2 separate regions of the Homo sapiens genome follow, and region 1 is linked to region 2. A link is a contact called in ENCODE Hi-C or POLR2A ChIA-PET data. All regions are on one chromosome and are shown on one strand. Each heading gives the region's core, a stretch centred on a gene start or an enhancer-like site at or near the end of the contact. The rest is flanking DNA. Distances are from core to core; before and after follow the strand shown.

What was found. A loop is a pair of places that touch in the nucleus more often than their neighbours do. ChIA-PET counts read pairs that join two places held with the same protein, here RNA polymerase II (POLR2A). Pooled maps may share reads with other maps.
Region 1: a map of PC-9 shows a loop between it and region 2 (18-fold over the local background). The contact joins two enhancer-like sites. A Hi-C loop is called at or near these places in 2 of 168 maps with a recorded cell type or tissue (PC-9 and lower leg skin) and 1 of 50 pooled maps. POLR2A ChIA-PET finds 5 or more read pairs at or near these places in 1 of 52 experiments (PC-9).

The regions. Positions count from the first base shown.
Region 1 is chr13:105,917,919-105,920,618 of GRCh38, reverse strand. No RefSeq gene overlaps it. Among named protein-coding and RNA genes, the nearest start is that of LINC00343, 210 kb to the right of the region's middle. RefSeq lists an enhancer at 632-1,831. Within about 2 kb of position 1,343, at least 7 of the 41 ENCODE cell types and tissues checked have a DNase peak (open chromatin) inside an H3K27ac peak, as active enhancers do; they include PC-9, where a contact is called at or near this core.
Region 2 is chr13:105,588,801-105,591,589 of GRCh38, reverse strand. All of the region lies in intron 6 of LOC105370345 (a long non-coding RNA gene), which reads left to right. Among named protein-coding and RNA genes, the nearest start is that of DAOA-AS1, 85 kb to the right of the region's middle. Within about 2 kb of position 1,474, at least 2 of the 41 ENCODE cell types and tissues checked have a DNase peak (open chromatin) inside an H3K27ac peak, as active enhancers do; they include PC-9, where a contact is called at or near this core.

The sequences.
Region 1 (2,700 bases), core at 94-2,593, 330 kb before region 2:
AAGTGACCTTTTGCCCTGGGTTTCTATTACAACTCACTGGAAAATGGTTTACAATGCTGATTTGCACAAATAATACCAAAGGCAAAGGAAGAAACGAAGAAATCCCAGGCTGACTCAGATATAGATCACTCGTGTCTATGAGGAAATCTTGACAGCTTGTGTCAAAAGTTCACTCTTCGTGACTCAAATGGGTGCAATACCAGAAAAAGAGAACCTGATTAGATCAGTGGTTCCCAGACCCCTAGAATGGGAGGACAACTTTGTAATGACCTTTTCTCTCAGATTTTTTCCTAAAAAAGAAAGTGTACTTTTAGAAAAGAATCAATTAAATGATTAAGAACAAAAGTTACTAGGAATTCAGTATCAATTGCATATGAATTTCCATTTTGTTCAGTGAAAATTTGCATTTGAAAATAGTAATTTTAAATGTGAAAATGGTAATAAATATGCCAAAGGTGGTTACGACTTTCAATCTATATGGATTCTTGGGCTTCCTGCAGTCACTTTAAAGTCTCCTGAAGTCCCTTTGCTGTACTTTAGGGTCCAGTGATCTGGGTTTTAATTAGAAGCACTCTTTCAAAGGATTTCTTAAAAAAATTAACAAGTGAAAAGAATTGTACAATTTTAATTTAATTAAACATTTGTTTATTTCATAGATAGTCTCCTTATCCGCATTGTTTTTTAAAATCCCTCCCACCATGTTTTATCCACATTGTTTTTTAACAATCCACAAAAAACAGCAACGATCAATTAGCTGATAACATATTACAACCACATAGAGGCCTAATTTGCTCCTGTTTTAAAAGCATATTAGTGCTAGTTGTGCTCATTAATGGTTACGGTTCTATTAATCAGGAACAAATCCATGTCATCTGAATTTTCTTGCCTCTTGCAACAAGGTAAGCACAGATGGTAGATGACACGGGAGGTGAGTCGCTCTGCAGGTCGGCGCTGCCCGAGTGATCTGTTAGGTGTGTGGATGCACAGACCACACGGTGTATTTCCGGAATGTCTGAAAATGTGGGCCACATGTGACCAACAAGATAATTATGAAACCTGACTGCTGGATATGCTGATGCAGCCAAAAAACATCAAGGACTGTGAGTGAGTTTGGAGGTGGGAGCAGAGAAAATTTCTGCAATGTGTAAAAATGGACCGCTCTCAGAGAAAAGGAGCATTTAAATTCTGCCCAGTTTACGGGTTTCCAGTTCCTGTCCTTTCTCCTGCTCATATCTGCATCTTTCTGATCTCCCGGGAAATCAGCCGCTGCTCTGCCCGGTCAAGCCCCTCCTTCCGGAAGAAGGGCTGAGGCAGGAATGACTCATTGCCAGGGAGTGCCTTATAGAACCGGGTGAAAAGGCAGTGTGACAATATGACTGTGAATTTCTTATCAGTGTAGGCTCACCAGTGATGAGATTAAATGGAAAGAACGTATCCTGCTGTCATCAAGGCCAGTATCATAATCAACTTTTATGATTTATCAGCATTGTAACCTGGGGCTATTACTGCAAGTTTTGAGCCTCCATTTTCTCATCTCTAAAGCAGAGTCACAGGGACCAGGTGCAATGGCTCACACCTGTAATCCCAGCACACTGGGGGGGCCAAGGTGGGAGGATCACCTGAGCCCAGGAGTTCAAGATCAGCCTGGGCAACATAGTGAGGCCTTGTCTCTATGGAAAAAAAAAATAGTAACAATAAAAATGAAAAAATAAAGTAAAATAGAGTCATTGCCTCATTACAGGATTGGATGTGGACTAAATACGATCATATGTGTGAAGTTACAGGAAAAGCCTTGTGGAGCAGGATTAGAAAGAACAGAATGGGATCTAATTGAGATGAAATGAAGACCTCCTAACAATTTCTTATGAAGCTTCCTAAATCTCTTGCATGTGACAGTGTAAGTCTCTTTTCATTCCATCTACCCTTAAGCTTCCCCAGTGGTGAAGAACTGTAGAGCAAAGAGCAGCTTTCGAGGGGAACACTGCCTCGGCCCTCACCTTCGTCCAGGGCTTAACCACTGGACACAACTCAGAATCTTGCATTTATTCTTAATTTAAAGCCTTATTCCAGCCTGAGATGCAGTTCCCTTAGCTTCCTGCTGATCTCTCCTTTAAAATAGTCTCTTTCTCAAATCCAAAGTACACTGAGGTGTGGGGGAGATAACAAAAAGTGAGCTTCATTGACAGGCTCAAGAGGGTCACGTGCATTAAGAGACTGTACAATTCACAGGCCAAGCACGAAGGCCACAGACAGCCTTGAACGTGGGAGTTAAAGTGAGGGTTCTGGGGCCACAATGCTCAGATTGCGTTTAAGCTCTACCTCCTATTAGCTGTGTGACCTTAGCTCTTGATCAAGACAACTTTATCTTTATATATCAGCTTCCTCATCTGAGAAGGATAATTATACCATTAATATCACTGGTTTCCCATGACAATTCAATGAAATGATAGATAAAAAGGGCTTAGACCAGACCTCAATTAATAGAAGGTGTTAATTTTAGCAATAGCTGTATGGCTTAAGAGTTCCTGTCATCCAAGTAACAGGATCAGAGGACACTGTGGCATTAGCATAGCAACATTGGTGGGGACAGCAGGGATGTCGGATGGCGTCTGATTGTCAGGGTTAGTTCGTAGGGTCAAACTCTGCAGCTGCTTTAGAAGAGTGCTGTCGTGTGGGAGATTCGCTCTGTGCATTGGTAGA
Region 2 (2,789 bases), core at 225-2,724:
TACCAACATTTTAAAATCTATGTGCATTTTTCTCCAATGAGTGGCACTGGTTTTCTTTGCACTTTTAGAGTGCTCAGTCCTGGCATATGTAGGTCACTGACCGGGAAATTACCATCTCAATTCACTTTCTTTCTTCTTTGCTATTTCTTATCTGATCTCGAAGTTAAGGCATTGAAACTATTGCAAAACCCTCATTATTTTTTCCCAAATTAAAATGGTAATATTTAATAGCTGCATATTTTGATGCATGCTTTTGGCTCTGGTTTCCTTTTTTTATGTGTTTTTTTTTATTGTTGTTGTTATGAAGGGTTTTTTTTTATTGCTTTTTTGTTAAAGAACGTAGCAAAAAAAATGAAGTATACTAAAAGCTATTTCACCCAGAGAAACATAATTTGTTGGGTTTTTAAAAATATCATTTTCATCTGCTTCTTTGGGAAACATCAGAAATAGGCACTGAGGGATGGCAAGGTTTATGCTGAACTCTAAGTAATGCATGTTGTCACTTGCAGCCAGTCACTGAACTTTCTCTGCCGTAGCTTCCTCATTTTTAATGTGGACTAAGACTCCACTTTTATATCACCACGTCCAAGTTTAGACACGTGACCCTAAGTTGCTCTATCAGGGATCTCTAGGCCTTCCCTATGTGAGACACAAGGTGGGTATGGACTGCAGTCAAAGGCAAGTGAGGTTTTTTTTTGTTTTTTTGTTTGTTTGTTCATTTTTTGAGATGGAGTCTCGCTCTTTCACCAAGGCTGGAGTACAGTGGCGTGATCTCAGCTCACTGCAAACTTCGCCTCTGGGTTCAAGTGATTCCCCTGCCTCGGCTTCCTGAGTAGCTGGGATTATAGGTGCATGACATCATGCACTGCTAATTTTTGTATTTTTAGTAGAGACGGGGTTTCACCATGTTGGTCAGGCTGGTCTTGAACTCCTGACCTTGCGATCCACCCGCCTTGGCCTCCCAAAGTGCTGGGATTACAGGTGTGAGTCACCGCGCCCGGCTGCAAGTGAGTTTTTAATGAATGCATGGACTTGAGGACAGAAGAGGAGCCCGAGGTTTCTAGTGGGGGCTATGCACAGTTCTGTGGGTTAAAGGTTGTTCTTCCTCTTTCCCTGAGCTGGGGAGCTAGGGCAAGCTATGTCTTATGTCTCCCAAGAGTCAAAACCTTTGGCTCCTTCTAAATACCAGCCTAGCTCATACTAACACTGGATGAATACATTTCCACAACAGAAACTCAAAATCCATCTGTTTAAGGATGCATGACAAATTTCATTTAGAACAACAGTATGAGAGTCATATTCAAATGTGAAGCAAGAGTGAGCACAAGGCTCTTATTTGTTCCTTAAGAAAAAAAAATTTATTTCTTAGTGAGTTTAAATCATCAACCATGCTTCAGGAAGAAAAATGTAGCCTGGCCTCCTTTCCATCTCTTTGTGATTGTGGAAAAGTGGACCTTTAAGATTTCACTGAAAGATTACAGACCTGCTCATTAATTTTACATTCCAAACCTTTGACTGTTGATAAAATGAACAAAAGAATTTAAAATAAAAGTGGAAAAAAATGGATCCCTTTTCATCCGTGAGGGCCCTCAGGCTATATACAAACACAATACACAAAACCTGCATCATTTACCTGGGACAATGTTATGGGCTACTAAGTCGATCCTTTTAGAAGAGCAGTGAGTTAATGGATTGTTTTCCTGACAATATTTGTAGTACAGTAAAAAATAAAATGGGGAAAATATTTTTATCTGGCTTTTAAATGTTATGTTTTATGGTTGGGTTAATGTTGTGGCTGATCAGCTGTTACATGGTGCATGAATATTGACTGGATTCTCCATTAGGGCTGATGGGGCATCACCGACCAGCTATGTGATCTATGTTCTCCCACTGGCTCTTGCTTGGCATGAGAGATACATTTGCAGGATGAGGAGCAGGAATGAGAGCTATCGATTGTAGAAACAGAATATAGTAGAGCTGATTGACCTGTTTCAAAATTAAGAAATCTGTTGCCATATCTTGCATTACACTCTTTTATTTTATATTCTTACTCTGAATTCCTTCATGAAATGCACAAACTCCACCCTGTATATACATATATATATATGTTTGCATTTCCTAGCTTTTAAAAATAGTTTAAAGTATACCTTCTCCAAAGGGGAAATACTTTGAAATATTTTTGGAAGAGAAATTGTATTAGTTTAGATCCATAATAAATAATTATATTGTTTTAAAAGCTGGTGCAAAGTAACATTTTCTTATATTGTAGAACTCTAAGCCTTTTGGCTTAGAAAATGAGAGCAATATTCTTCTGCTTTTCATCACTTACAGGGATATTCTTGGTATTATTATATAAATTTTATTTTCATTAAATATACCATAAAATTCCAAATGTGTGTTTCGAATTACTGGCAGAAAAATGTTGGTAATTTTTTCCAGTGTGACTTAACTGTCATTATAATTAAGTAATTGTCTCCCCCAAAATGTTTGTTTAGGCAATACATTTCTGCATATTTGAAAACCTAATAAAAAGTTTTATTAAAGCTGTTCACTCAAAAATAGACAACTGTGCCCCGCTGAGCAGTAGTTTAAAACCAAATCAATGAATTTGCTATTATGTAGACAAGAAAGTGTCCTATCATTGACATTAGTAATGTTTCCACCAAGTTGAACGTGATGAGGGAGCTGTTAGTTGTTACCCTGGAAACTATTCAAAAGGTCTAGAGCTGCTGAAAAACAGAAGACTCTGGGCTCACCCCTGGGATTCCGCTGCCTTTCAGACCATCTAG